2 separate regions of the Homo sapiens genome follow, and region 2 is linked to region 1. The links are chromatin contacts, found by Hi-C or POLR2A ChIA-PET in ENCODE. All regions are on one chromosome and are shown on one strand. Each heading gives the region's core, a stretch centred on a gene start or an enhancer-like site at or near the end of the contact. The rest is flanking DNA. Distances are from core to core; before and after follow the strand shown.

The links. A loop is a pair of places that touch in the nucleus more often than their neighbours do. ChIA-PET counts read pairs that join two places held with the same protein, here RNA polymerase II (POLR2A). Pooled maps may share reads with other maps.
Region 2: a map of body of pancreas shows a loop between it and region 1 (2.0-fold over the local background). The contact joins the enhancer-like site here to the promoter of STK32C in region 1. A Hi-C loop is called at or near these places in 13 of 168 maps with a recorded cell type or tissue (B cell, CD14-positive monocyte, CD4-positive, alpha-beta T cell and 8 more), 15 of 37 single-sample maps with no recorded cell type and 23 of 50 pooled maps. POLR2A ChIA-PET finds 5 or more read pairs at or near these places in 1 of 52 experiments (AG04449).

What each region holds. Positions count from the first base shown.
Region 1 is chr10:132,303,805-132,310,931 of GRCh38, reverse strand. It overlaps STK32C (serine/threonine kinase 32C), which reads left to right and starts at 2,982. Exons shown (of 12, transcript NM_173575.4): 1 at 2,982-3,360. The coding sequence starts at 3,099. RefSeq lists enhancers at 1,169-1,711, 1,712-2,256 and a silencer at 2,509-3,158.
Region 2 is chr10:132,463,186-132,470,312 of GRCh38, reverse strand. LOC105378569 (a long non-coding RNA gene) reads right to left here. Exons shown (of 3, transcript XR_007062343.1): 3 at 2,222-5,503. Among named protein-coding and RNA genes, the nearest start is that of LINC02870, 22 kb to the right of the region's middle. RefSeq lists an enhancer at 4,472-5,062. Within about 2 kb of position 2,437, at least 12 of the 41 ENCODE cell types and tissues checked have a DNase peak (open chromatin) inside an H3K27ac peak, as active enhancers do; they include body of pancreas and ovary, where a contact is called at or near this core.

The sequences.
Region 1 (7,127 bases), core at 1,733-4,232:
TTAGGGCCAGCTCCTGCTGTTGGAACCCGGACACCTGGCCTCCCTTGGGCTACTCGTTCATGCTCCGGCCTCAGCATCAAGGTCACCTGCTCAGAGACTCATGCTGGACTACCCAAGCTAAAGTGGTCCCACGATCATGCACGTGCTGCCCAGCCATGTGCCTTCCTGTGTGCTCCTGCGTGCTAGACGTCAGTGCACTGAATGCATTTATCTGTCACATTGTCACTTGGTCTCCTGTCATTGGAAGGGGCAGACACCATCGCTGCCCTAATGAAGTTGACGTTCCCGGGCAGCATGGGCACACAGGGGAACTCAGGAATTCTCTACTGGCCTCACTGCCCCTTCCCATCCACAGCTGACTCTGTCCCAGCCTCAGTCCCTCCCAGCATCCCCCTAGAACTTCAGAGCTACCTCCCATGAGGCACCAGGGGTTGGCATCCTCTTGGGGACAGCAGTTCCTGACCCCTCCTGTCTCATGCCTACACTGTGCACCTCTTAACGCTCAGTCTTGTGTTTGCCTGGACCCTGAGCCGTGGCTGGACAGTACAAGAGTTGCACCTGGACAGTACAAGAGTTGTGCCCTGAGCCCACAGGCCCCTCCAGGGCTGATCTGCACTGGCCAAATCTTAGGACCCGGCATTCTTTTGGGAGCTGCTGTTTCCCTACAGATCCTTCCTGTTTCCTGACTGAGAGGCAGGTGCCTGGCTTGGTGTTTGAGGCTCACAGCAAGGGTGAGGTTGGAGGGTCTCCTAGTTAAGTGTGCAGATGTCCCCATGAACCCCTCTGCCCCCCTGCACTCTTGTCTTCTGCAGGACTTGGTATCCCTAGGTCAAGAGCCCCTTTGGACCCTCAGACCAGAGGACTGTCCATCCCCAACTGCCCGGGCCGGGGAGGCGTCCTGGGCTCTGGCTGTATTCACATTCTCCCGCCTTTTGGGGTCCTGGTTACCTGCAGGTCCTCAGCCTCTCCAATCTTCAGAGTCAGCTTTCTACCTGCTGTCTGAAGTCTATTAACATGTCTTCCCTTCTCCTGTTCCCTCTTAGGTGGTGGTGGGGACGTTATATCTTTTATTCCTTTTCTGCCACTTTTAGGGGTCAGAGGGAGAGGAGGAGAGGCGATGATGTAAGTTCAGAGGCTGCGTGTTTTGGGAGGAGCCCTGGGGAGTCTGATGTGTGCACCGGGTACGCAGGGTTCCAGGCACTGCCCTGCCTTGGTACCTCCCCTTCCAAACGCTCCTTCACCACTCCTGCTGGGATGGGCACCGAGGGCTTCCTCTGAGGCAGGTGCTGAACCCACTGCCTTCTGCGTGCCTGCTGGAGAATGGCAACTTTGAGGGAGAGCAGGGAACAGAGCTTCGCAGCTGCAAGGGCTGAAAACTCGGCTCTGTGCACTGGAAGTTAGAGACCGATGCGTTTGTGCTAGCCAGGCAGGGAGAGCTGCGGTGGCTGGTTGGTCAGGTAACCTAGGTTATGCTGCCATAAAAATACCCTCTAAATCTCAGTAGTGAAATGCATGCCATGTGTCCTAAGCGGGTGCATGTCCAGGTGGGTGCATGTCCTAGGCGGGTGCATGTCCAGGCGGGTGCATGTCCAGGCGGGTGCATGTCCTAGGTAGATGGGCATGGTTCCATTCCTTATAGTCCCCAAGGGATGGGGGCTCCTGTTGGCCCAGAAGCCACACAGACTTCCCGTGCTCACATTTCATGCATCAGGCGGTTAGGGCGGGCGGCCACACTGAATGTCAAAGGCCGTGGGGAGGCAGGGCTCACAGTGGCTGAATGACAGGGTAGACAGTTGTGTGCGGTGGGAGGGACGGGAGCGGGAGACACTGGCCTTGGAGCCATGTTGGGGATCCGCTCATCGTCCGGGCGGGCAGCAGGAAATCCCATCTAGGATTTCACCGAGGAGGAAGAGACCCCGTCTTTGTGTCCTGGTTACAGGGCAGAACTTAAGGAGGTAAAGGCTTCCTAAAGTCAAACAGCCCGGTAGCAAAAACTGATTCTTCAGTGACAAGCGCCAGGGGCAGGCGGCGAGGCTCCATGCAGAGCCGCGCCTTCTCCAGGGCACTCCAAGGCGCCCAGCACTTTCCGCGCAAGGTCGCGCCTGGCCCTGCGCAGGGGCAGAGGTGCCCGGAGGTCAAGCCGCGCCCCAGGCCTCCGAAATACGCCGAGTGCCGAGGCCCCTGTCGCATCTGGACAAGGGGACCCTGGGCGACTCGGGCACGCGGTCTCAGGCCGGACGGGGGTCGCGAGGATGGCACGGGGGTGCCCGAGAGCGCGGGCGCACGTGCTCAGGGCTTAGCGCCCACCCCAGGCGCCCGCGTGTGCGCGCGCGCAGCCAGGCCCGCCCTGCCCCACCCCACCCTCTGGCGCAGCGCTTGGACTCAGCCTGCCGCCTCCTGACCGTGAGCCGGGCTCTGCCCGGCAGATTCCCGCCGCCCGCATCCCGGGCCTGCAGCCCGGCCTCACCCTGCGCAAAGCAGAAGGCTGGAGTTTAGGGCTCCCCGCACTGGGCGGCGGAAGCCCGCGCGCCGGCTGTTTTCACGAAGAAGGCAGGGGAGGGAGGCCCCCGGAGACCGCGAGAAGGTCCCGCCGCCGTGCCGGGCACAGCAGTCCCCGTGCCAGGGACGCCGACCTCCGGGGCCCCAGGATACCCGTGGGGACGCTCCCTGCCTCCCTCGCTCTCGTACCCGCCGTCTAGTCTGAGCCGTGGTCCCCGTGTCCCGGCGAACCACAGCCCCCATCCCTAGACTGGTGGCGGCCACCCACTCCCTAGCGACACTCCAGGCACTAGCCCCGCCCCTGCCCCGCCCCCGGCTCGGCCCCGCCCCTACCCTTCCCGAAGCTCCGCACCTGCCACGCCCCGGCGCTCAGCTCCGCCTCGACCCCTTCCAGGAGCTCCGCCCCGCCCCCGCCCCTTCCAGAAGCCCCGCCCCTGCCCCGCCCCCAGCGCTCGCAATCTACGGGGCGGGTTCCACCGCCCAGAAGAGCGCACGGCGGGCGCTGCCGGCCCCGAGCGCTCCCGCTACCACTGCCGCTCCCGGCCCTGCCGGCCGGCCATGCCCCGAGTTCCGGCTGCCGCGCGCACCCAGACCCGGCGATGAGGAGTGGCGCCGAGCGCAGGGGCAGCAGCGCCGCGGCGTCCCCGGGCTCGCCGCCCCCCGGCCGCGCGCGCCCCGCCGGCTCCGACGCGCCCTCGGCCCTGCCGCCGCCCGCTGCTGGCCAGCCCCGGGCCCGGGACTCGGGCGATGTCCGCTCGCAGCCGCGCCCCCTGTTTCAGTGGAGCAAGTGGAAGAAGAGGATGGGCTCGTCCATGTCGGCGGCCACCGCGCGGAGGCCGGTGTTTGACGACAAGGAGGACGGTGAGTGCGGGCACGGGGACGACGTGGGGGCCGCGCGCTATTGCAGGGGCGGGCGCGGCTGGGCGGCTTTTTCCCGCAGGGGTTCCCCCGGTGTCCGGGACGGCTTCCCGGGGCGCCCCGGCTTCCGGAGAAGCTCGCGCCGGGTGGCTGCGGCCCCACGCGAGTTCTGGGCGCCCGCCCGCGTCCTCCGTTTCTAGTGGCGGCGCCGCAGGAGGAGCAGGCTGGGCCCGGGCCCTCGGGGCGAGGGTCCCCCGCGGCTGTGGCGTCTCCGGGCTTGCGCGCGCCTCCGCCCACCGCCCGTGGCAGCCCTGCTTTCCGCTTTCCGTGATCCGCTCGGGCCCACGTGCGGGCTCGTTTGTACTTTGCAGTTAGAGAGGCGCTCACCTGTGCCGCCCGAGTGCGAGTGAGGCTCCTGCCCCACAGGTGGCGGGGCCCGGCCGCTCAGAGGCTCAGTCTCCTTGGTGACCGCGCGGTGTCCATCCTCTGCTCACCCATGTGCGCTGGAGGCAGGGCCAGGCCGTTGTGCAAAGACCTGCCCTGCCAGGAACGAGTGCGCTGCTGAGTCCTGTAGATAAAGCCGCCAACCCCGGGGACTGGTGTCTCCTGAGTGACCGTGCAGCCGTGGGCGCCATAGAAAGCAGAGAAGGCAGGTGAGGTGACATGGGACAGGCCTGCAGGGACACCTCCCGGGGTGCCAGGGGGCCCCGGGGACCCCCGAATTATCACCTGCAGGGAGATGTGGTGCCGCGTCTGCCTGTGGGCACTGTAATACAGTCACATGCAGACATACAGCTCTTTTCTACAGGTAACATGCAAATCATTTAAAATCGTACATTGATGACACATTTCATGTTTTTTGACATTTTCTTAAAATACTTGAAATGTGCATTTTTCATTTATAGATAGCGTGCAGAGGTATGATGGATCCTTCAAAATTTTAGAGCCCAGCGCTCAGGAGCCAGGCTATTTACTTGCGATAAATAATTTAAGCATTATGGGAAATTACAGTAATACGACCTCAGGCCGGCGTTGGTGAGTGTGGGGCCGTGCACCGCCGTTCCTCCGGGAGACGGCACCGGGGATTCATGGTGTGCTGCCTAGAAGGAGGGCTGAAGGCCCAGCCACACCAGGCCCCACACGCTCCAGGGTGGCCCGTCACTGTGTCCTGAACTTCGGGACAGCAGAACTCACGATGGTGAATGTTTGAGAAATGTTTTTGTTTTTAACATAAATATTCAAAGTAAAGAAAGCCCAGAGTGAACTAGGAGCTGATCAGGAGGCAGATTTGCCTCTCGTTTCTGGCTGCGGGTTGAGAGAACGTCTGAGAAACGCATCTGGTTTAGCACTTGCTGGTGTCAGCCAAGAGCTGGCTGCTCTTCTGGGTCTCGGCACCGTGCTCTCCGGGGGTGGGAGTGGAGACAGTGGTGTGGCACTGGGCTGCCTTCAGCTTTGTAGGGTAGACTTCCCTGTGTGTTCACAGTGTGTTATGTCACAGAATTCAAGGATCACTAGAAAGGCAAAAAGAGCAAGCACAGAGTCTGTCTGTGGGGCTCACGGTCTGACTTGGGAATTCTTTCACATCCCCAGCATCACCGTATTTGCCTGTAGTAGGACGGCAGAGATTCGGCTGACGGTGTCCCACGGATGCTGCTGGCTCCGTATGGCTTGGTATGCAGCCACATCCCCAAACTGAGCACCCGCCGGGACTCAGCTGGGCTTTGTGTGGTGAAATCAGGAGGGCAAGACTAGGCCCTGGCCCGAATAGCAGAGGACATCTCTGGGCGGTGACCGCTTCCCTCCGCTTCTTCCTGTCACTGGCAGGGCACAGACAACTTGGGAGTCATAGCACAGGGTTTGCAGAAGAATGTTCTGCACCTCTGAGTGTGGATGCCGGGGACTCGTGTTGGTGGAAGGGATTCAGTTTGGAAGGAGAAAGGAGAGTCTTTTAGGAAGGGACTGTTGCCCCTGAGTCCCACCCCTTTCAGGTTGGTGCAGTCATTTGCCTGGTACTTTCGTGGCCCCGTGGCAGCACTGGCTTAAGGAGGCCCTGGTGCTGTGTTGGTGTCTCGAGTTTACTGAATCTGCACGGTTGCTATGGCAATGCTAGACCTTCCGATGAATTTTTTAGATTAAAACACCTAATTAATATATCAAATTTAGTATGCAGAGAAAAGGAAAAAAGAAATTAAGAGTGCTGTTTAACAAAGTGCCAGGTAAATTTCAACTGATAGGCATAGTTGCGACATATAAGACTAAATGTCCTCTGTTCCTTTTAATCCTTGTGGACTCCAGAACCATTTTCCTAATTTGGCAGATATTTGGTGCATGTACAGAATTCTCTGCACGTCTTTGTCATGCCAGAACTGAGGGTCTCCAGTTTTCCTTCCCCTCAGCCCCTCACATGCTCCCATTCTATCCCTTCTCTGACTTCGGTGAAAAATTCATTTTTGGGGTTGAACTTGGTTAGGGGGTCTTTCTGCTGCTGCTCTGCACCAGAGCTGCATGGCGTTGGGCGAGCCCCTTCATTCCTCTCTGTCTTGGTGTCCTGGTGATACCAAGTGAACCTGAGAGGAGGCTCCGGTACCTTCCCGCTAAGCAGCTCTGCAACCTGGGGGGCGCTCGCCCGTCTCGGGGTCACAGCATTGAGTCTCCAGCCTGACGTGGCATTAGCCCGCCAGCAGGAAGTAGCTCCTCCCTGAGGGGCTTTGCCTTCATCTGGGGAAGGCTGGAGTGGACAGGCCCTTGCAGGCTGTGGACGGCCCGCCCTGGGCGCCGGGCCGGGCAGGCAGTGAGGCAGGACCAGGGGCCACCAGACTCCTCAAGTCATCTCTTAAAATTAGAAACACCTTTGTTTTTTCCTAATTATGAAAGCATTAAAATGTATGCATTTAAAAACATTCTATACTTTATGCCACGGTATCTGTAACTTCAGCATTGGGATCACGGTGTCACCTCCCAGCCTTTTTCTGGAAATACAGTCCCAGGTACAGCCGTGGAGAAACACTCTCTCTTTGTTAGCAGAAGTGGGATCCTGCTCTGCATGCCAATTTGCCGTAAGGTGCTTGTTGATTCAGCGATATGTTGCCAGCCTCTTCCAGACCTGAGGCATCATTTGTTGGCTGAATTTACAACAGTTCTCAGCCCCAGGCTGTGGACCCGAGTCATTCACTGGGCACTCTTAAAAAATGCAGATGCTCAAGCCCCACACCCGTGAACTGTGGGTGAACTGGGGGGGTTTGGTGGGTTGGGGGTGGGGCTCAGGGGCTCAGGCTTTTTTTTTAAGCCCCTCTTGAGTTTTACCAGCAGTCGAGGCTGAGATTCCCGACTCTGCAGTGCTCCCCTGAGCAGCTGTGACTTTCTCTGCTTACTTAGTTTCCTGTCACAGGACTGTGAGGTGTTTCTGTTTTATAAATATCATAAACGACGTATTGATGAACATCGTTGCAGATCTTTGTGCACTTGGCATTGTTTCCCTAGGATACATTTTTAGGAACGACATTGCTCAGGCAAAGGGGTCCGTGTGAAATACCTTAACACGTGTGGCCGCTCAATTGGTCCCTCTCTGAGCATTGTTTATGGGCCATGCTGTCGTGGGGTAACCGGGCAGAGGGGAAGCAGAGAGACTGACAAGACAGGGAGGCAGGAGCGAGTGCAGTGGGTGGCGGGAGGCACCTGCAGGGGAGAGAACCAGACCACCTGCTGCCAGCGGAGCTGGCGGGAAGGGAAAACCCATTTTCACTTGCTCCAGGAGCGGGAGGGTTTGATCG
Region 2 (7,127 bases), core at 1,188-3,687, 160 kb before region 1:
AAAAAGCAAATCATTCTATAAATAAAAACACATACGTCTGTAAGTATTGCACCAATTTTGAATTTGATAAGAACTTTCTAAGCATAAACCAAACAGTCTTCATCAAGGGAAAATATGTACAAATTTGAGTGCATAGAATTTTAACATTTTTATTTATAAAAATACCTTAAATAAATTAAAAGTCAAGTGACAAACAGGAAAAAGTATTTGCCACAGATGAAGAACCACAAAACTAATTTAAAAAAAAACAAATATCCCAGTAAAAAAATGGAGAAAGACCAGCCTAAGACGATTTAAATGAAACAAATCAAATGTCCAAAGTAGAAATGCTTAACATCTCTAGTCATCAGATAAATTAAATTAAAACTACGTACAATTTATCCTGTATCAAATCCCCTCTCCCCTGCCCCTTGGGTCCAATCTGAGGGCCCCTAACAGTTCCGCCTTTGAGGCAGCCCTGCGCCCCGTGGGACACCCCTCCTGTGCTGTGAGCCACTTTGACTCTGTTGATTTCAGACGGTGCCCTGAGATTTTCCTCCCACTACCCAAAAGGCCATTAACATATTTTCCTAAACAAATAGGCAGTTTCCCCTGGAGACAGACTCACTGGGACTTGGCAGCCCACCAGAGCACAGAGCCCGCCGCTCAAAGTCAGAACCCAGAAAGCAAAGCTCGCCCCACTCTGCGGCTGGTCTCCAGGCTGGTGAAAGTCAAGGCCATTACCAAGCCCCTGCTCTTCCCCTCCAGCCCCCTGCCTGCCCCAAACTGCCCCCCTGGCCTGGCCTCTGGGACCTGCAGAGGTTTCCCACCTGTGCTTGCCTGAGGCCTTACAGTCAGATCTTTTACCCTAATGCCCCTCCTGGGACAGGCCCCAGGGAACCAGCCCCACCCCGTGGCTGGACACCTGCCGCTGCCCCAGCCCTCCTGGCTGAGCCCTGTTTCACCCTCGCTGGGGCAGCCCTGGTCACCGAGCCTAGCTTTCACGGGTTTATTGTCCTCTGGTGCCCCGGGGCAGGCTCGATCGGGCAAGGAGAGTCCCAAGCAGGGTCAGCGTGCCAGGGACAGGCTGGAAGGGCCGAGCAGACGCTTGCCATCAGGCCTTCCCGCTCCGGGTTTTGGGGTGAGGTTGTGGTTTTCTTCTATTTTATAAATGTTCTACAATTTTATTATTAAATAAGTCAGGAGCCATTATTATTATTATTATATTATTATTTTCAGGGAAAACAAGCATCAAGTGGGCCCACTGAGTTTTCTTCTTGGTGAAGGAAGGGCCAGAGCTTGAACTGAGGCAGACGGCGGAGGGGGACTCTGCGGCTCTTGGGACCTGCTGACCCCTGGGCAGGGGGCAGGGGCTGCAACAGCCGTGGCCACGGGGCTGCAAACATCAGCCTAGCAGTGTCCCGTGGCCCAGGGCAAGGGGCCAGTGCTGCCAGAGATTCCTGAGGCCCTGGTGGGTGGGAGACAGAACCCCAACCCCCAACACCCCCACCACTGTCCAGGAGGCAGGAAGAAGTGCCCACAGGGGCAAGGACCGCGTGAGGGTCAACAGGCCCAAGAGGCCCCAGAAAAGACTCGGAGAGCTGCTGCAGCCCCTTCAGAACAGCCAGCACTGTCTACACTCTCTAGGTGCCGCTAGACCCCTCCCCTCCCCTCCCCTGCTTTCCCTCCCCTCCCCCGCCTTCCATCTCCTCCCCTCCCCTGCCTTCCCTCCCCTCCCCTCCCCTGCCTTCCCTCCCCTCCCCTGCCTTCCCTCCCCTCCCCTCCCCTGCTTTCCATCTCCTCCCCTATCCCATCTCCTCCCTCCCCTCCCCCTGCCTCCCATCTCCTCCCCATCTCCTCCCTCCCCTCCCTTTCCAGCTTCTTCTCCTCCTCCCCTTCTCCCTCCCCGAACTCCCTCTCCTTCTCCCTCCCTTCTTCCCTCTCTCCCTTGGTTCCTCTCTCCCTCCCTTGCCCTCTCCCTCTTTCCTTGCCTCCTTTCATTTCAGCGTTGAGCGGGATGAATGGGCGTGAAGACCCTCAGTCTCCCCTTGTATGCAGGCAGGGAGGTGGACCTGAGTCCTGTCAGCGCCAGACCAGCAGGACTCTGACCACCCCCAGAGCGGCACCCTGTCCCTCACCTCCCCAACACCCCCACGACCCTGGCGCCTCCCAGGGGCTGTTCCCCCGTCCCCTCCCGCCCTGGGAGCTGGCGTTGCCCCGCCTGCCTGGAGCCGGCCTTGGGGCCGCACAGCTCTGCTCAGTAGCGTTCCTCCCTTCCTTAGCCTTGAGCCTGAGACAGGTGTCCCCTGGCCCCACCCAGCACCTTGTGCTCATGCACCGCGTTGAACCGTGGCTGGCCCTGGGAGGGGGATATCCTCCCTTGTGAGGACGTGAGGGGCTGCAGGTCAGAGGCAGCTGGTGTCCTGCCCTCCTCCTGCCCCCAGGCAGAGTCCTGGGCAGGTGGCCTTGGTGGACGGGCATCTTCCTGGGCCCTCGGGAGCCGCGGTAATGAGCTGTTGCGTAAGCGCTCACCTTTCCTCTCTGGGCGGCTCTAAGGGCTTTTTGATTTAATTGCCAGTGTATTTCCAGAAGCAAAATCTGGGGCACTGTGGTGAGAGCAGCCTGGGGAGACTGGGCAGCAGGTGGGGCCAAGGCTTCCCCACCCCTGGGAGGGCAGCCTCGGCCCGGGCAGAGGCTGGCTTTGGGGGGATGCTGGACATGGGCCGGGTGGTGAGCTGAGCCGGGGCCTGGCGCCCCCTCCTCGAGTCAAACGCCCTCTGCCGAGGGTCCCTCCCCCCACGGAGCATCACATGGGGCCCCTCCTCCCCTGCTCAGCTCACGCCCCCACCCGGTCAGCTGGCACTCTCCCTGACTGTCTTTCATCAGGCAAATGGCTGAGTGCTGGGCACAGCCACGGTCCACAGGCCACAGTTACCTGAGGCCTCCTTTTTCAAATTGTCACCCAGGTGTCACCTGCGTGGACCCTGCCGTGTCTCTACCTAAGGGCTCCCCAGCTCAGTGGGTGACACATGGCCCTGGCCAGCTGAGAGCACTGAGGTGGCTGGAGGAGCAAGAGTCTTTCTGTCCAGCACCCAGGGCCTCACAGGGCTGAGCCTCCCTGGCTTTGGCGTCCCCACGTGCAACAGGAAAGGCGGGTCAGGGGAGTTCTGGACTGACCCAGGCCGCCCAGCTTCTCAGGGCTTGCGGTGGGCCTGCCATCCACCTCCAGGGCCAGCTGGGGTGGGGAAGGAAGCAGGACCTCCAGCCACAGGCCGATGGCTCCTTTGGGGAAACCGAGACTTCCATCTGCCTGGCACCTCTTCCCGCCCCGTTGGAAAAAGGACCCTTTCCCACGGAACCTGCACCAAGGCGATGGCCCCACTGGCTTTCTTGCTCCCCGGCCACACAGGGTGGACCCCTGGTCTAGGCCTGGCTCAGGGTAGGGTCCAGTCCACTGGCACTCAGGGAAGCGCTCCCTCTCCTGAGTCTCCAGTCCTGGGGGGTCGGTCCTTTTGGAGCCTTCTCTACAGTCCAGGGGCAGAGCCTGCCTTGGGAGGAGGCGGCGTGGAGGGTGTGATGGAGACCGGGCTGGTCTGAAGCCCTCTGAGCGGAAGGGAGCTCCTTCCCGGGGGCCGAGGACAGCAGGCTCAGCAGGCCAGACGGTGGTGGGAGGAACTGCAGGGTGCCGGGGTGGGCCGGGCACGTCCTTGGGCACCAACCAGGCGGGGCCGTGTGTGACAATTTTAGAAAGGATTTGATATTTGTTATTTCAAAAAAGGCATCCAAGCTGTCTCTGTGGGAAAGAACAGAACTCTGACCTTTCACCCATTCGATGGCTTAGTGCTGTTGTTATTTCAAATCATACACAGGGGGCACCCTGATCCTTCAGCGCCAGGGGCCTCAGAGGGTCTCAGCTGGAAGTTTGCATGCAGGGCCGGGCGGGTTTGAGTTGAGCACACAGAGCAGAGGGGTGGCAATGTGGGCACGACCTCAGCCCGGCACCCTGGCCTGAACCAGGCCTTGGCAGCCTGTCTGGGGCAGGCTGGGCTGTGCTGTGGCCACAGGAGGGGCCCGGTGGGGGCTGCATCCCCTCTGGCATCCCAGGGCCAGCCTGACTGCAGCCTCATGGCTCCTGAACACCCTCCAGCTGGGTCCCAGTGGTGCCCCTCAGGCCCTGTCCCTGGACCAGCCCTCACTCAGAGCCACCAAGGGGGTCTGTTGGGAGGGGGCTGGCCGGCCTCAACCTGCGGGCCCGGGCGTCTCACCTGTAAGGTGACCTGGACGGGACCAGACATGACCCCTGTCCTGCACAAGGCCCCCTGCGTGGTCCGGGTGCCTGGGCTTCCCCATCTGTAAAATGGGAGCGTGACCCTGACCTTATGCAGGGCTTGTGAGGGTCACCGGCTAGGCCTGCACGTGGTGCTCAGCGCCATACCTGGCGTCGTGGTCACTCGTCTTCCTGCTCCGCCCCCCGGGCCCTCCTGATGTCACGGAGACAGAGCCGCCTCCCTTCTGCCGCCCCCTCGCTCAGGGCGTGGTGGGGACTCCAGCTGGTTCTCCACGGCCTCCTGAGCAGGGGCTACAGCCTGGGCCACCTCCTCCTGCTCTGAGCACGCAGGCCAGAGAGCCCCGAGCGGAGGGCCGGGTGCGGTCTGTGAGGCTGCACACTCCTGCTTCTGGGGCCTTCCCCAGGCTGGGCTCGGTGTGACTGACGGAGGCTGCGGAGCTCTTCCGGCTCTGAGCCAGGCACGGAGGCCGGGCTGTGAGTCTCCAGAGGGGCTGTCGGACACGCACCTGAGGGTCCGTGAGGGCCAACGAGCCGTTCAGTAGCAAAGACCTTCCTAAGGGAGTGTGTCCTGGGGCAGGCTGGGCCCGGAAGGATTGCGGCGGGGGGCTGCAGCTGTGTAAGCACGGGGAGGGTGGCGCTAGCGAGGAGGAATTGCTGGGGAGCAGTCCTTGACTGGTGACTACACGCAGGGAGGATCTGGCTTGTGGGACCTTACCCTGGGGATGGCAGGGCAGGGTGGGGCGGGGCAGGGCAGGGCAAGGCAGGGCAGGGCAGGGCAGGGCAGGGTCTGGCTCTGTGCTGCCCACTGGGCTGTATCCACAGGGCATCCGCAGGGCCGCCAGACACTGCCCAAAGCCACCAGCACCCACCCTGGACTCTGCAGAAACCAGCCTTGCACCCTCAGGGAAGGCCGTCAGCCTTTGAGCCCCTGTGGGGGGACCTGCTGCCCAGCAAAGGTGTGGGAGTAGGGGCTGGGGACCCTACCAGGGGGCAGGCACTGAGGCTCTCCATGCTGGACTGTGCTGGGCCACACCTTCTTTCAGCCTTCCCAGGCCTGTGCCCAGGGGGCCCTGGGTTCTGGTGCCAGCAGGGAGGCCAGCCTGGGGTCCTGAGCCACCATCCCCCAGGGAAGGGCGCAGGCCAACGTCCTGACCCCTGCGTGTGCCTACCGTGGGCCAGGATTTGCTGTTCATGTGATCCTGCTCCATGCTGTGACGTCAGGGCTACTGTCACCACCTCACAAGGAAAGAAACAGGCTCTGAGAGAGAGGCCAGGGAGGGCCCCCAGCCACAGCCAGCCCTCAGCTAATCCAAGTCTGCATGTTCCACGTCCTGGGCTCAGCTCCCTGCCCTGCCTGGCCGGGAGGACGGGGACTTCTCTGGCCCTGGCCAGGGCCTGGCTCAGGCAAAGCATCCTGGAAGCTTCTGGGTTGGGGCAAGCACGGGATCTGACTCTCAGCCAGAGAAGAGAACCAGCCAGCGTTGTCCAAGGGAGGCCCAGCCACCCCTACCACACCCGGGAGGCAGCGAGCCTGCTCCAAGGGAGGGAGCTGGGTCTCTGGGCAAAGCAGACAGCGTGGGGTTCCCTGGAACCAGGAAGGGCGGTTGGCTCCCCTTGGCCAAGGGCAGGCAAGCATGGCCTCCTCCTGGAAGCCTGGGCCGGTTCCAGGCTTGGACAGAACAAGCTGGTTTTCACTCCGGCAGAGAACACGAGGATCCGGCCGAGCCAGCGACAGCCTTTCCAAGACACGTGGGCAGGCTGAGCAGCCCTGGCCCCAGGTCCCCTGTGGGCCTGCCAGGAGGCATGCCGCTGTGTCAGGGAGGCTGTCCTTAGGGGCGTGTGGGTAGCCAGTGAGGGGGACCACGGCCCCCAGCTCGGTGATGGATGCATTCAAGGCTGGGGCATCTCCGGCTGCCAGGCCCTGGAGCTTTGCAGGGTGCATCAGGGTTCCAGACCGCCCAGGCTTGAGCACAGCGCCGCCATGCACGTCTGTTGACTCTGGCGAATGACTCCTCACTTTCCCCAACTGCGGTACGGGCACCATCAAAGCCCCCGACGATGCAGCTCCAGGGACCCTGTGAGTAGCTCAGCCTGGTGTGGGCGGCCCAGACCCACCCACCTCCTGCCCTGGGACCTGGGTGCTGGGAGCCGTCTGTCCCGGCCTCATCACCGGCCACGCACTCCTGGGAGAGGTCTTTCCCATAATCACTCTGGGGTCCGAGCACGTCCTGCCCATCTCCTCAGGCCCACTTCCCTGCAAGGGGAAGGGGCTCCTGGCCCACAGAAGCCCCATGGGGCTGGGCCTGTGGGGCTGGACATGCTTCTTGAGCTGCAGAGGCATCTCACTCCCTCCTGTGGCCAAAACCCTCCAGAACCTGCCTGCTCATAAAAATGATGGCACACGCACTGTGCTGGGCCAGGGCTACGGAGCACCCAGACCAGGAAAGCTCTTGTGCTCCTGCCGACAAAGCCCACATGTAGGGTCAGTGGCTGGCACGGGGCAGTCTGTTCCCAGCTGAATATGCTCAGAACCTCCTTGGAAAAATCCCATATTGGTCAGGGCAGAGCCCCAGAAGACACTGGCCAAGGGCGCTGTCAGGATTTGGGGACTCTGGCCCTGGGGCCCAGCCCCCCACCGCCTGGCAACCTTGGAGAAGAGGCTCAGGGTGGCAGTGATGCAACAGGCCACCCTGCGCTGCTCCGACGGCCTCTACGGGCCGCCCTGCGCTGCTCTGATGGCCTGGCTTTCCACCCTGTCCAGCGTTGCCTGGGGCCCCGGGCCAGAGACTGGCCATGGCCCGCACCCCAGCCTCGGGTGGCCACCGGCAGAGCAGCGCAGGCTACTGCCCCTGGGGCCTGC